Linked DNA regions of Mus musculus: region 1 is linked to region 2. Evidence: chromatin loops called from intact Hi-C (ENCODE). Cell type or tissue: heart. All regions are shown on one strand. Each heading gives the region's core, and the rest is flanking DNA. Links, peaks and the distances in the headings are about the cores only.

Region 1 (8,343 bases), core at 297-8,296, 790 kb after region 2:
CTTTGGTTGGGTCCTTATTTGGTTTATGTATCAGAGTAATTGTGGCTTCATAGAATGAATTAAGTAGTTCTCTTTCTGTTATATTTTATGGAATAATTTAAGGCATATTGGTATCAGGTCTTTTTGGAAGGTCTGGTAGAATTCTGCACTAAATCCATCTGTTTCCGGGCTTTTATTTTTGGTTGGGAGGTTTTTTAATGATTTATTCTTTTTTTTTAATGGGATATGGACCTGTTTAAATAGTTTACATGCTCTTGATTTAACTTTGGATGTGGTATCTGTCTAGGAAATAATCCATTTAATCTAGCTTTTCTAGTTTTGATGATTGTAGGCATTTGTAGTATGATCTGATGATTTTTTTGAATTTCCTCAGTTTCTGTTACTATGTCTCCCTTTTCATTTCTGATTTTGTTAATTTGGATACTACCTCTGGGCCATTTAGTTAGTTTGGCTGGAGTTTATATATCTTGTTGATTCAAAGAACCAGATTTTGGTTTTGTGGATTCTTTCTATTGTTCTCTTTGTTTCTTTTTGGTTGATTTTAGCCCTGAGTTTGACTATTTCCTGCATTCTACTCCTCTTGGGTGAGTTTGCTTCTTTTTGGTCTAGAGCTCTCAGGCATGCTGTTAAGTTGTTAGTGTAAGATCTCTTCAGTTTCTTTACCAGGGCACTTATTGCTATGAATTTTCCTTTTAGTACCACTTTCATTGTTTTCCAATAGTTTGAGTATGATGTGTCAAGATTTTCAGTAAATTCCAGGAAGTCTTTAATTTCTTTACTTCTTCGTTGACCAAGTTATTGTTGAGGAAGGAAAGAGTTATTCAGTTTCCATGTATATGTGGGCTTTCTGTTGTTTTTGATGGTATTGAAGATCAGCCTTAAGTTATTGTGATCTGTTAGGATGCATGGAATCATTTCAATCTTCTCGTATCAATTGAAGGTTGTTTTCTGACCAATTAAATGGTCGATTTTGGAGAAGGTACCATGATGTGCTGAGAAAAAGGTGTATTATTTTGTTTTAGGATGAAGTGTTCTGTAGATATCTGTTAAATCTATTTGGTTCATAACTTCTCTTAGTTTCATTGTGGCTTTGTTGTGATATGCTTAGTAACTTGTCTTTTCTTTGGTCTAGGTTGTTTCTTGTGTTAGTTTTCTTTCTAGGATCCTCTGTAGAGGTGGATTGGTAGATATATACTGTTTGAATTTGGTTTTGTCCTGGAATATTTTGGTTTCTCCATCTATGTTGATTGAGAGTTTTGCTGGGTATAGTATTCTGGGCTGGCATTTGTGTTCTCTTAGAGTCTGCATGACCTCTGAAGAGGCTCTTCTGACTTTCATAGTCTCTGTTGAGAAGTCTGGTGTAATTCTGATAGGTCTACTTTTGTATATTTCTTGGCCTTTTCCCTTGCACCTTTTAATATTCTGTCTTTGTTCTATGAGTTTAGTGTTTTAATTATCATGTGATGAGGATTTTCTTTTCTGGTCCCATTTATTTGGTGTTCTATGGGCTTTTTGTGTATTTATGTTCAGCTCTTTCTTTAGGTTGGGAATATTTTCTTCTATTATTTTGTTGAAGACATTTTCAAATCCTTTGAGCTGGGAATCTTCATTCTTCTCTATTCTGATTATTCTTAGATTTGATCTTTTCATTATGTCCTGAATTTCCTGGATGCTTTGGGTTAGGAATTTTTTATGTTTTGAATTTTCTTTGACAGTTCTTTCAATCTCTTCTACTGTATGTTCTACATGCATGATTCTTTCTTCTGTCTTTTTTATTATGTTGGTAATATTTACATTTGTAATTCCTGACCTCTTTTTAGGTTTTTCCATTCCCAGGTTTGCTTCCATTTGTGTTTTCTATATTATTTTTACTTCCACTTTTAGGTGTTGAACTGCTTTATTCAATTCCTCCACCTGTTTGATTATGTTATCTTGTATTTCTTTAAGTGAGTTATTTATATCTTCCTTAAAGGACTCTATTAATTTCATGAGGTAGGATTTTTGCTCAGCTTACTGTATTTAAGATGTTTTGGTTTATTTAGGGCTTGCTGTGGTGGGAGAGCTGGGTTCTGATGATGTCCATGTATATTGGATTCTGTTACTTATAATCTTGATCTTGCTTCTTGCCATCTGGTTGCCCCTGGAGTTTGCTGGTCTGGGTGACTTTGTCTGGAGACTGACTCTTTTGGCCCTGGGTTGCTTCAGGTCTCCTGTTAGGCCTGTGGCCCTGACTGTGTCAGACCACTGTGGGGCCTTCCAACTAGGGGATCCTCAGAGGGGCAGAGAAACTGTTGATCTGTTGCTCTGGCTTCAGTAGATCTCCTGGCAGGCCTTCAGACTGTTGGGTCTTCAGAGGAGTAGTCTGGCTGTTGTCTTGTGCAAAGATATTTTCCAAGGGAAATCTACTGACTGTGGTTTCTGTTTCCCTGTGTGCAGCAGAATTCCAGGGAGGCTTTCAGTCTGTTGGGTCAGTTGTTCTGCATTCCACAGTGTCCCCAAGCAGGTCTTCAGGCTGGTGTCTGTTGCCCAGTTGCCCTGTCTACAGAGGAGCTCCGGGGATGCCTTCAAGCTGCAGTGTCTTCAGGGGAGCACACAAGTTGGTGATCAGTTGCTTGGTTGCCTTGTGTATAGCAGATCTCCTGGGATGCCTCAGACCTTAGTGTCAGTAACCTAGAGTGAAGTGGATCTTCTGGGTTGTCTCAGGATATGGTGTCTCCAGGGGATCAGACTAGCTAACAGTCCACCCCAGCAGATATTCCTGGGCAGAAGACTACTGCTTAGGTTCTTATATCACATAGTGAAATTAATTTCAGCCAACGTACAGACTTAAATGTGTGTCTGCTTCTCTAACATATACTTATTGGCAGGCTCTGTTCTTGACACTTGCAATAAAAACATTTGCTTCTAAGATCAGCAATGAAAAGGAAAGGAACAAACATAAGCTATTATTGAAAAGATTAAGAATTAGGAGACAAAAATAAGGCAGGGAAACAAGTGCTACTATAAACTTCGGCAGATTATGGTGGCAAATAGATATGATTACAATGACAATTCTTTTTCATTACTGTTTATATTATCTTTTAAAATGCATACTGTTTAAATATTTGGTGGAGAATTAAGTGGAATTGCCTGTTTCTACATATCAACAGGGAGAAAAATCTGTGAGTTAGAATGAATGGTTCTTTGTAGGCAGCCACACTAGACTTTAGAACCTTGAAATCAGTCAGTCGTTTTCATGCAGAATTCCTCTGGCCTGTACACAGAGGGAAAGGACAACTTGCATGTGGATTCTCTGATAGCTTATTTTTAGGAAACATTTTAGATTCCAATATTACAATGTTTCAATATTGAATATATCAGGTGAAAAAAAGATTTCGATATGCAAGATTAAAATTTGGACAACTCATTATGTTGCATGGCTGTTTGGTTGTAAAAGGGCATATTCAAGATGGATGAATGTTGCAGTTCTTACTGATAATTCTCATTTTTTGTTCTTTTAGTCTAACAAAAAAGTAAATAGGATGGGGACAGTATGTGGTTTTGGATATAAGGAAATTAAGTTTCTTGTTTATGTATCCTTGTTACATTTGCTATCCTTTATCTATTTCTAATGAAGAGTAATAGCTTATTAAAAACATTTTAATTTAGGTTTAAGGATGAGAGATGCTTAGAAAGACATCTAAGAGAATGGGTATATATCCAAGTGTGAGCCCGGGCTTAAGGGGCAATACATCCTTCATCTCTTGACCTTTCCATAAGATGTTTGCCATGTAAAAATGATGTATCATATCTTAAAATATTCCTATATATTTTCACATACTACATGTTCACACCATCCTTTGAAATGCCCAAACTTAACTTGTATTTTCAGTGTTCACTCAAAATCAGTCCTGTTGCACCCAGTAACAGACAGATATATGTAGTCTAGGCACTACAGAATAAACCAGTTTCAAGCATGTCAGCTTCTTTAATTCCTCTACCTCTGCTTCTTCCTAGAGAGGCATGGAAACTCCAGGGGCCACCTGGAGAGTAATGGTGTTGAGCAATGTCACTGGTGCTTCCACATTTGCAGTTCACTTCACCCACAGGTGGCAGGCCTTACTAAAATGGCTGCATCCCCCCACTGTGTAGTAGTTCATGCTGCCATCTGCTGGCGTTTCCTCTTGTTACAGCCATGAAAACTCAGGTCCCTAGATCAATATCAGAACTTCCAGCTGCATGTTTTCTGGATAATTTTATCTTTCTTACTATTACTCTGATATTAGGGTTACTCCATATCGGCCACAGAGCCATTATAGTTGGTTTCCTGTTATTGTGATGGCAGTGGGACTCCCCAGAAGAGCCCACTCTCTTGGAGTTCTCCATATGATGCAAGGCACAACTCCTAGTTCTCAAACTTCCTTTCCTGCTCTTGAAAGAATTTTCATTTCCTTTATTTTAGACAAAACATGGGTAAGGATTTGCTACCATATTATTTTGCCTTAGAACTTGGCCACAAAGAACAAGCCACTGACACAATTCTTTTTAGTATTGTTCAGTACCGCCATCTTTCTATAAAAAATACTTAATTCAGTCTGATGCAGCAGACCATACCACAACAAAGGCCGAGAAAGCACAAAGCACCATTCCAATGTGAGGATGCTATCCTACACCAATGGCAGGACAGTGGGATCTAGTCGTCTTCCTTCTCTTGCCTTTTAGTTAGTAGCATGGTATACTAAGCCCCTTATCACTTCTAGATTTTGCAAAAAACTTCCAATGTCTATAATTCTAGTACTTTTCTTTATACCAATTATTTTAAAATTTTTATTCTTTGAATTATTTGGTATTTATGTTGTGTAAAGTGATAGAGGAATGCAGATTAACAATTTCTCAAAATTACAGTATGGTTACCTGCTGCATTAAAGTTCTTAAAGAATGATTGATTCTAAAGTCCTGTGAGATTCTAGACATCGTTGATAATTTTATGATGAGTTTATAACCTTGCCATTTATATTCCAAATATTGATTTGATACTAAATGTTGGCTGTGTACCAGAACATTTGGGGGTGTATATAAAAACAAAACACCCTGTTAATTGGTTCCTGACTGATACAATCTTTATGGGATACATTATAGGTACTGCAATTTTTAAAATCTTCCTAATCTATTTTACTGTACAGTCAAGGTGAAGACTTGTGAACTAAAGCTTGTCTTTGGGTTAAATAAAACATAAATGAAACCCATGCAATACTTTTCATTGGCATGATGTGAAGGGAACATCTCTCATGATGTGGGGGACTGTTATCACACAGATTTTTCAGTCCCTACAGGAGGATTTATAATTTGATAAGTCTGGTAAGATGTCTAAAACTTTATGTTTCGAAAATGTATCTAGCCTTTGTAATGATGTTGGCCCAGAGTTCAGCCTTTAAGGAATCTTGCCATTGAGTACATAGTATACCTTTAGGCATAATAAGCCCAATCTTGATTTAGGCATGAGTTAAAATGAACCACGTTTACTTGGCTTCACCCTTTCCCCAGGTATTTTCGAGTAGGTGGTAAATTGAAAATGATATATACAGAATGTGATTCATGTTCACTGGTTATTGTTTGCAAAATCAGTTAAGGTGCAGTAAAAGGAAACATTAAAAGGAGAACCGTGAGAAAGTTAGAACAGAGGTAAGCTGATATTTATAAACATGAAGTAAAACTAATTTGCTGTTGGATCAAAAGTTTGGCTAAGCTTTCTACCAGTGATCATCAGAGAAGCACAATCCTTGCAGACATTAAAAATTCTCCTAAAGTAAAAACAATGCAGATGCTTCAGATAAAACCAACCCTATCCTGGCACTAAGAATCAATTTCTTCTATGCTTATTTCCAAGATTTATGTCATGCACCATTTACAATGCTAGGAGTGACACAATATTTTGTATTATTGTGCAGTGCATTCCACTACTTAGAGTCTGAGATCTTTTAATGAGCACAATATATGAGTTATTTGTACACTGAATTTGGATTTTTTTGCTAATTACATTTCAAAGTGTATTATTTAGAGTTCTCAATTTCTCAATGTGAGTCATTGCTGTCCATCAAGTTACAGTAGAAACAACTGTACAGAAACCAAATATGATGCTATTGATATCACTCTTGCCATTCTCTTCAGTTTTCTTGGCTAGAGCTAATCTCTAAAGTTGCTATGGCCTTGGCTCTGAACCAGGATGAAAAGACACAGATTATCTTTTGGTACCTGGTTAATCAGGAAGCTTTCTATCTCAGATGCAATCAGCACAGCAATGGAAAGGTGAAGTTACTTGATGCACATGATCCTAGCTAAGGTAGAAAGGGGCAGCAACAGTCTATTGTCATTTCAGTTTTCAAACAGTAAGTCAGTTATATTTTCATGGTGCATTAATGCCATGATGCATTTTTAATTATTAATTTATCCTCTCATATATTACATCCCGATGGCAGTTCCCCTTCCTTCCCTTTGCCCCCCAGCTCCAACCTCCCCTTCCCATTCCTCCTTGATTGCCCTTCAGGAAAGGGCAGTGCTCCTAGGTCAACCAAAGATAATTCCCTGGTCTCTATGTTATATGTTATTATTTACTTGTTTGTTTGTTTGTTTGTGTTTAAAATACTCCATATCCATTTTGACCTGAGCCAAAGATGGCTGCAATACGTCTTGTAGATAAAATATTTGTAGATATGCCTTATTTAAGAGTGAGATGGAGCTATGCTGGTAACAAATTTTATGCTGGTGAGCTAAGAACATGAAATAAACTATTTCATATATATATATATATATATATATATATATATATATTGCTCATTCTTTCTCTACAGATTGTGTATGTGTGTGTGCATATGCATGTGTTGATCTTTATATAACCACATGGTATTTCACATTGTGCAATGGACTTTTCTTTGAAACAAAAATTTAAAAGATACTCTGTAATATTTCATGCATCTATAGTCTATTTCCTTTCATTATTATGTATTACTTTGAATTAAGCAAAAACACACAATACAAGACAATACATTAAAATTTTAGAAAATGCATTAAAACCAGGGGTTTACCTCTTTTTACTTTCCCAAGGAAACCAAATTTTTGCAAGAGCCAATGATCCAGTTTCACTAATTCCCTATTTGTAGTGCCTTATAAAACCAATGACTTCTTTCCAGAATTGACATTGTATTTCAAAATTTACCTTCAGATACATAAATTACATGGTCTCCTGTATTTCAAAATAGTTTGTGTATCCTGTGCATCAACATATATTAGATAAAAACCCTGATGATGCCTCAATATATTGAATGTATTTAGTGTTATCTTAAGTAAAAGATTATTTTTGCAGCATGAATTTTTGTTTGTTTGCTTTTTTTAATAATGGGTATTGGCTCTATAGACAGATAACCAAGGTTCAGTCCTTGTCCCTGCCACTGATCAGGAGTATGAACTTAAGCTTGCTCCTTAAGTTTAATTAGCCAAGCTTCCTCATCTTTAAAGTAGGAGAAGGAAGGGAGAAATCGAAAGATGAAGCAGCTTCTATGATATTTCTAAGTTTGAGTTGGCTGGTTGGATGTTGACCAGAGAAAGAGAGGTATAATTAGAATTTCCATTACCCAGCAGGGAGGGGTTATCTGTGCAGACACAGATATTAAAAAAATAATAAGCTGCTCTATTTTAATACCTGTGAGTATAAAGCTTTTCAATTGAGTTGTTTACAATCCAGCTGTACACGGCTCTTCTCACTAATGAGTTTTGTGGGAACTTATAATTAAGAGGCTAGGCCACAAGTATACATACTTCTCATTCTCAAAATTTGGCTGAAAATAATCATAGCCCAAAACTGGTGGGATTTAAAAATGAAGAAAAACATAGACAGCTAATGAGATTTAAAAATATGAACATGAGGTTATAATAAAAAAATCCATAAGAAAAATATGCCAAGATGAGACTGGAAAAGAGAAATAAGCAAAAAGGAAAACGCAGAATGCAGTAGAAGCAGGGAACTAGCATGTGCTGAAGACAAATCCACATTATGCTCAGTCTCTCGGAGAGTTGGGCTCCTACACACTTTATAGACATATAAAGTAAAAAGGTATTTTAAGTCTTACAGACACACTTTATTTATGTTGTTTGGTATATATTTCTTTCTAGTTCCTTTGCCAGTACTAATGCAGAAAAACTTATTTAATGAACAATAATGTATAAAATGAATAAGAAAACTTTGAAATAAAATGAAGGGTCCTAGAGTTGTGGAGTTGTTATGCACATGGTGACTTTTCTATAAGAGACTCATGGATTATGATGCATTATCAGGTATCTTCAATCTTTCATCAGTGTCTTACAGTTCTT
Region 2 (8,343 bases), core at 78-8,077:
TTGACTACTTCTACAAGTTCTTTACCACCAATGCCCAAGCATAATTTGTAGGAAGGACAGATTGTAGGTTAAGGGTTTTGTGCTTGGGTTGGTGTCTATATTTCTTTTTCAGTAGCCAGAAACTTACCTTCCTATACCAAAGACACTAGAAAGTAGGGATGAAAGGGCCATGTAGGCACCAGCTTGACTTCTTCATGTCCAATGAGTTTTGTGAATGTTGTCTTCAGCAATAGGGCCCAGCTGTCGATTTTCAAGGAACGATCCTTTGTCATTGAAATACCCTGGGTTATTTGGGAATTTCTCATTGGAACTCTTTGGTCAACAATTCAATTTAATACAGTGGAGACCAGCCATGGGAATCCTCACCTGGCAACAGATATGACCAGTTGAATCTCCTTAGAGCCCATTATTAGGAGTCCTCATTATGATCACTTCCATAGACTCTAGGCAGTTTCCTCTGCACTAGGTTTCCACACCACCCCCAAAGTCTACTAATTCTAACCATCTCTGCCTCTTTTCTCTCCCTCTACTTCATTTTCCCCTACCTGACATCTCCCCATATCTGCACTCACCTATTCCTAATCCATTTGTGAAATCAACTTTTCCCTCTCCAGGGGAGAGCCATTGGTACACCACAGATCGCCTCCTCATTATCTTACCTCTTTGGGTTTATGGATTTTAGCTCGGAGATCATTTACTTAACAGTTAATATCTTCTTAAGTGAATAATACCCTATTTATCTTTCTGGGTCTGGGTTACCTCACTTGGAATGATTTGTTTTATTTTTTATGTTTTTTAGTTTCATCTATTTGCCTGCAAATTTCATGATAGCATTTTGTTTATTTGGTTTTTTTTAACATCTGAGTAATACTACAGTATGTAGATGTACCCATATTTTCTTTATCCATTCTTCTGCTGAGAGACATCTAGGTTGTTTCCGGTTTCTGGCTATTATGAATAAAGCCACAATGAACATGGTTGAGGAAGTGTCTTTGTTGGAGGATGGAGCATCCTTTGTGTATATGCCCAAGGGTAGTACAGCTGTATCTTGAAGTAGGTTGATTCCAAATTTTCTGAAAAACTACCATATTGATTTCCAAAGTAGCTATATAATTTGCTCTTCCATCAGCAATGGAAGGTTCCCCCTACACCACATCCTTGCCAGCATATGTTATCATTTGTGTGACTGATCTTGGCCATTCTAATATGTAAAAGATGGAATCTCAAAGTACTTCTGATGTTCATTTCTCTCACATCAAAGGATGTTGAACATTTCTTTGTTTCTCAGCCATTTGAGATTCCTTTTTTGAGAATTCTTTGTTTAAGTCTATACCCCATTTTTAATTGGTTTACTTGTTGTACATAAATTTTAAAATCCCTTAGATCCTTTCATATTTCTTTCTTGACCCACTGGTCATTCAGTATGGAATTGTTTAGTTTCAATAAGTTTGTTGGCTTTCTGTTGTTTCTGTTATTGTTGAAGTTTAACTTTAATCCATGGTGGCCTAATAAAACATAGGGAGTTATTTCAATTTTTTTGTATTTGTTGAGACTTGATTTGTGTTCAAGTCTGTCGCTATTTTTGAAAACATTTCTATGAGATGCTGAAAAACATGCTATGTTCTTTTCATTTTAGGTGAAATATTCTGTTGATATCTGTTAGATCCATTTGATTTATAATGCCTGTTAGCGTTAGTATTATCTGTGTTTATTATTTTTTCTCCATTATTGGGTAATGGACAAATGGGTAAGTTATTGAAGTCTTTTGTTATCAGTATATGAGTGTCAATATGTGATTTTAAACTATAGAAGTGTTTCTTTTATAAATTGGGTAGGGCCTTGTGTTTGGGGTATACATATTAAGAATTGAAATGTCATGTTAGTGGATTTTTTCCTTTGATGTGTATGTAGTATCCTTCCCTATCTCTTTTGACTAGTTTTTGTTTAAAGCCTAATTTGTTAGATATTAAAATGGCTATACCCACTTGCTTCTTAGCTCCATTTGCTTGGAATATCTCTTTTCAACCCTTTACTATGAGGAAATGTTTATCCTTGATGTTGAGATGTGTTTGTTGGATACAGTACAAGGATGAATCCTGTTTTCATATCCATTTTCTTTGTCTTTTTGGGGGGGAATTAAGACTACTGATATTGAAAGATACCAATGACAAATGATTATTGGTTCCTGTTATGTTGTTGTTGGTGGTGGTGATGATGGTTGTAATGGTGATAATGGTGGTCATGTATGTACACATATTCTTCACTTTTTAAAAAATGTTCTAGTGTTAACATTATGTATTTCCTTAATTTTTGGTAGCTAACCTCCTTAAGTTAGAGTTTTCCTTCTAACAATTTCTTTAGGGCTGGTTTTATAGGTGGGTATTGTTAAATTTGACTTTATCATGGAATATCTTATTTTTCTCAACCTGTGGTGATTTTACATTATGTTAGGTATGGTATTCTAGGGCTGGCATCTGTGATTTCTTAGAGTTTGCCATACATCTATAAGATCTTTCAGGCTTTCAGAGTCTCCGCTGAGAAGTCTGGTGTTATTCTGGTAGGTCTGTCTTTAAATGTCACTTGGCCTTTTCCTTTGCAGCTTTTAGGGTTTTTCTTCATTCTATACATTTAGTGTTTTGATTATTATGTGGTCAAAGAACTTTCTTTTCTGGTCCTATCTATTTGGTATTCTGTGTGGTTCTTATACCTTTATAGGTATCTATAATCTGAGGATTTGGGTGACATCTTTAAGGAGGAGAATGGAGTTGAGACCCATAGTGGGAGAAATCTAGGGTAAAAGGCATACCTACAAAGAGGAATGCTCACTTGGATCCAGAGTACCAGTAAACTTCTTTTTCATGGGCATAAACCCTAGGATCTCTAGACTTTTACTACTACTACTAGAAAATCTTTAAAGTGGACACAGCAGAATGAAGGGTGGGGAATCTACCATCACAGAGTCCAGAGAAAATAGAGTGTTTCTTATACTTGCTTCCCATTTAAGATGGTTTTGGGCTTTCAAAGAAAACAGCATTAAAGAGCGTTTACTGGTTTGTTTTTGTTTTCCGTTCCCTATCTTCACTGAAACTATTTGCTAACCACATGAAGTTTGGAGAGAAACATGATATTGTGGTGTTTTTGATGGAAGGAAATGACAAAAATGACCGACCAACAAGAACTCAGAAAGTTGATGACTTTTGAGGGAGGAAATAAAACTTGTACAACAAAAGGCAAAGAAGGCCTGCAGTACGGGTACTGCAGAGACTGTGTTAGAGGGAGCATTTGAGTCTGGGAGTTGTAGACCAGCTGAACCAGCTTACCAAGACCTTTTTTTTTTTTTTCAAACAAAGAGAATTACATTCTAGTGCTGATAGAAGTGGACATGAAATAACATACTAGTGACTTTTTTCATGAAAGATGAGGAAATTTTAGTATGTGTTTGAAGGGGAGGGCCAGCAGCTTCTTATTCTGATATGAACAGCTCCTGCGGAGTAAAAGGAGTAAATAAAAGAAAAAGAATATTGAGATTAAGTGAGAAAAGTGAGAAGTGAGCTTTTCCAGTCTAGAAGTTTCTATGAGCATTTACCATGTAGAACCCTGTGCTGGGCTTTAAGATTTGGTAGTATGGAATCCCTTTCTTTGGGGAATTTACATTTAATGGAAAATGCCCAAGATGACCAGGTAAAAATAGAAAAAGCATAATCACATGATGTTTTTCAGAACTCTTTGTAATACTTAGACTGGGGGGTGGAGAAGATCTGAGCTGGAGGCTGTCATAACTTAGGTTTGTCAAATGATCACATGGATTTGTTCAGGCATTTACGCTGGTGAACAGGATGTCCAATTGAGGAAAGGAAAATATACAATAGGAATTGGCACTCAGCCCATGTGGAAAGTAAAAAAGATGTGGGCCTGTACTTCTCCAATGGAGATCTTAAGTTAGATTTCTGTGAAGGGATAAGAGGCCAAAGTGTGATCCCTGTGGGTGGTCCCTGAGACTGTAGAGGGAGAGGAATAAACAAGATATGCTGTGATGATGCAATAAGGGCTTGTCTGTGTCACAATATGATCAAAACCAGCAGGCTGGGTGCAGGGCAGCGGTCGGAGTGGATGGCCCAGGAAAGTAAGACCATAGCATGTAAGATCTTGCTCATCCACAGATATCACTATATACAGCAATTCTGATTCTTCAAACATCGTCTCCACAGAGCTGTTCATCCTGTGGCATGCTTAGCTGTTTCCACACTGCTTTGCAATGAAGATTCATTACTGTATCTTAATGTTTCTCTTTCTGGGCCTGTTGTTAAACTCAGGTAAGACCTTCATAATAGACAAGAGTATTAGCTAGTGAGAACAATGTGTGAAGTAATGTGTTCATAACCAGCAATGTGTCTCAGTATATTCTCAATGCATATTTGGTTCGAAAGAATTACGAAATGGATGAGTTCATTTCTATACAAGTAGCTACTTGAAAGTGGAGTAGAATCTGAAGAACTTTTTCCTTCATACAAACATTCTCATCTCAGTTCTAGGGGTAGATTTATATATTTACAAGGAAGGGAATTAGGAACTTATTTCCTTTATATTTGTTTTGGTTTGGTGTTAGTGCCTCTTTTTTAAAAGATGTTAATTTTAAAATATTGTATGCATATGTGTCTTGTGGAAAGCAGGGTTGCTACAAGCATGAGTGCCTGAAGAGACCAGCAGAGGGTGCTAAGTCCCTGGAGCAGGAGTCCCAAGGCCTTTGTGAACCTCCAGTTGTAGGTGCTAGGAGTCAGACTCAGATTCTCTTCATCATGAGCAGTATAGGCCTTTAACCACTGAGCCATCCCCAGCCTGATAGTGCCCCTCTTACAGTCTATACACTCAGTAATTTCTCCTTTCATTTCAGAATATCTTCAGCCAGATGGAACATGATTCATTATTATTATTGTTGTTATTATTATTATTATTACTATTATTATTCATGACTTATGTGTATATATAGATAGATAATGTATAGAGACACCTGTAACAATAATAGTTAAGAAGTTAGATACTATGAATTTGAGAATTATGAGAGGGCAAAGGAAGAATTGAAGGGAGGAGAGAGGAAGGGAAAATGATAAATATATTCAGATATAAAATTATCAAAAATAAAATATACCCAACAAAATTAAAAAGCTATTTGAAAAAAATGACTCTGAACTTATTAAGTCTTAAAGCATCAAGTCCCCAAGAAGTAATAAATGTTTGATAAGATTAAGAACAGAAAGGAAGAAATGGAGGTATGTGATATTCAAATGCTTTAAAGAGTGATGTCTTAGTGAGAAGAGGCAAGTGTGAGTGGGGGCACATGAGTGAACAGGCTCCTAAGTGACTTAGGAGATGAGCCAGTTTTCAGGAATGACAACTCTGTGGTGACAAGGAGATGCCCAGGTGTTAATAACCTAGCACAGATATGAAGATGCTGTAGCTATGGATAAACATGGCAGAACTTTCCAAAAAACACAGACATTTCAAGTTATATGAATGCACAACTACTGTCAAGATCCTTCTACCTCTGTCCTTTCTCTGTCTCTTGGGTGTCTTGTGCCCTGTTTGTGATGGTGAAAATAAAAGGCTCTGTGTTAGTGGAGGGGAAAGGCAATTCAGAAGTCATCCATTCCAGCTTTTCCTTTTCTAGTCTTTTCTTCTTTCCTCCTCCTCATCTTCATACTTCTTGTCTCTTTATGTCTCTCTTTGTGTGTCTCTCTTTTTCCTTCTTTCTCTCTTCTATGCCTAGATATACAAGAGAGTTTGAAAACTACATAAAATAATATTTTTGGAAGGGAAGAATTATCAAGAAGACTCAAACCAAAAAGCAGACTTAGAAAACAGTAACTTCAAAGGGTAATGATGGACTAGATGCGGCGGCTCCACATTGAAGAGTACTTCTTTCCTGCTCTTCCAGAAGACTTGAATACAGCTCTGAATACAGCTCATATAGAGAACTTCCATTGAACAATTCACAACCACTTGTAACTTCAAAACCTTCTTCTGGCCTCTTCAAGTGCTGCAACACATGATGCACATACAAACACACACACACACACACACACACAAATTAAGATACATAAATGAACTTAGAGTGGTGGTGATTCAACATCTCAAAATAGTCTCTGATTGAAGTATATGAAAGGAAAACATAGAAGCCCTGGCTATGGATTTCAAGCCACTTTCTCAGAAAGATACCTGAGCTTTATGTACAGTGACCCTCACCTACCTAGAATGACAGAACTTTCAACATGGTATCATGTTCAGCTCTGAATGTTCAGTGATGACCATGCATGCTTACCCAGTGATGCTGGGCTTATTCAGTTTACAAGCAGGCCATTAATTCTCTACACCAAATCAAACTACAAACCATGTCACTGGCTTTTTAAACATGTGTTCATGTCACTTTAACAACTGTGTTGTCACTGTGATAAATTCTTATTTCCCATAGAACTTTATTTTGAAACCACTGCTAAAACTTTGTGACCAAATATTTTCCAAGAATGTTGTTGTTTATGTTTGATTTTAGGAAGTGAAGATATTCCCGAAGTCAACAGTACCCTGGACTGTAAAAATCAAACGCTGTGTAGTTCGGAGAATACAAATGGAGACTGCTCTGATGTTCAGAAAGTGGGGCTGTGTGTCTTACGTCTTAGTCAAACTCCTCAGCAACAGACCTAAAGAAATTGGGTACAAGGAATGCAAGAGGATCACCTCCTTTGATGCATTAAATTAGGAAATATATTTTTCTGTCCTTTATTGCCTAAGTGACATACACATGTATTTATTGACAGTTTAGAGAAAGGTTTATCCAGGAATACCAATGACAAACCGAGAACCTCCATGGTTTCTTTAATTTCAACAGGTCGAGAAATTGTTGAGAAACCAAAGACTTCCCTGCTTGTGGTGCTGGGGAGATTTGGGGCAGGGGGAATGGGAAAGGGGATATTAGAGAAGAAAACTACAGTCTGTGGTGTGTGCAGGAGCTAGAGAGACCAGGGCAATGGGAATAGTCATTTTTCACTCCAAGATTTTCAGATGCAGATAAAATTAACTTAGCTTTCTAATAGGCTTTGTTGTTATAATCCTTTTGAGTTACACAGCAATACTTGCTTCACGTCCTGCAATTCCTTCTCTAACAAGCCACACAAGGCAGAAAAGATCTTCTGAAGGAACGTACCCCTGAGCCCCATCCCTGGCATTGTTCCAGTGCCTACAATAGCTATCCCTGCTAACTGAAGTCCGGTAGCATAACCCCCAGCTTTCCTCTGAAATGAATACCACTGCTCACTTTATTTTCTTCAGATACCACATGATTGTACACTCTACCTTGCTCAAAAAAGGTAGGATTTTCATCGGGAAGGTTTTGCATCTTCAAATAGGAAGCTAGTTGCAGGACAGTGAAGTTTTGGTTTGGGGGGGGGCGTTGTTTTTGTTTGTTTGTTTGTTTGTTTGTTGACATGAATAACTTCGGGCCAATGTATATGTCAACTAGTCAGCACTCAGTCTCCAAACTAATGAAATTTTTGGAAAAGATCACAGGCATGTGCAGAGCTTAGATGGAGAGCTGGGGAGCCCAGGAGACCCCAAGAAAAAGGGGAAGGCTTAAACAGGTACTCACCTGAATCTCCAGTTCAGGTGATTTCCAGAGGGAAAAAGAAAGTTTCTGAATTATGCAAGGGATGCAGGCAGAAAGAATAACAAGGTAAAACAATGAAAACAATGGCAGCTCTTGTTTATTTATCGAGCAGCTGGGGATGAATTCAGGGCCCTATGTATACAAAGAATTTCCCACCAATTTATGTCCACAAAACTCTCCTGTCTTATACTATTACTAGGGCTCAGGGCAGCCTAGCAGTGGTAATACCACTAGTGGAACATGTATAGAGAAAGACATGTTAAGAATTCAAGGCAGCAAGTGCAGCCCCTACTCGGGGGGGGGGGGGGGGAGGATGCAGCTGGCCTCTATAAGGATTCTGCACCCTCACTTTTCTCTTCTTCTGCTGAAGCAATCTCAGATCTTTTGTAGTACTACTGGAATTCCCAGGATATGTCTGTAACAAATTCTACTTTCCACTGCTAACCCTAATGCTCTCCACCTGGGCTAGTTGGCTTCCTGCTATCTTTCATGGCCAGTATTGAACCTCAGGGAGTCAGGTTCACTTGTTCAGAAAGTAATGAATATTTGGCTTTGGACTTTCTCTCCCTCTCTTCCCTCTCTCTCCTCTCCCCCCTCTCTTCCCTCTCTCCCTCTCTCCCCTCTCTCCCCTCTCTCCCCTCTCTCCCCTCTCTCCCCTCTCTCCCCTCTCTCCCTCTCCCTCCCCCCTC

What was found. Hi-C counts contacts between places; a loop is a spot of excess contacts. Peaks named below come from ENCODE experiments on the same cell type or tissue, not always from the same donor. Only the 100,000 strongest peaks of a DNase experiment are listed, where the experiment ranks them.
Region 1: it touches region 2 in a loop (5-fold over the local background); 7 of 42 quality-filtered maps call a loop at or near these places.

Annotation. Positions count from the first base shown.
Region 1 is chr6:14,203,593-14,211,935 of GRCm38, forward strand. No RefSeq gene overlaps it. Among named protein-coding and RNA genes, the nearest start is that of Gm38767, 190 kb to the left of the region's middle. In heart, for the core only: a CTCF peak has its summit at 4,150 (motif pointing left); no DNase peak of the experiment used is centred there.
Region 2 is chr6:13,409,238-13,417,580 of GRCm38, forward strand. It overlaps 1700016P04Rik (RIKEN cDNA 1700016P04 gene), which reads left to right and starts at 4,100. Exons shown (of 2, transcript NR_038149.1): 1 at 4,100-4,313; 2 at 6,545-6,759. In heart, for the core only: a CTCF peak has its summit at 4,709 (motif pointing right); no DNase peak of the experiment used is centred there.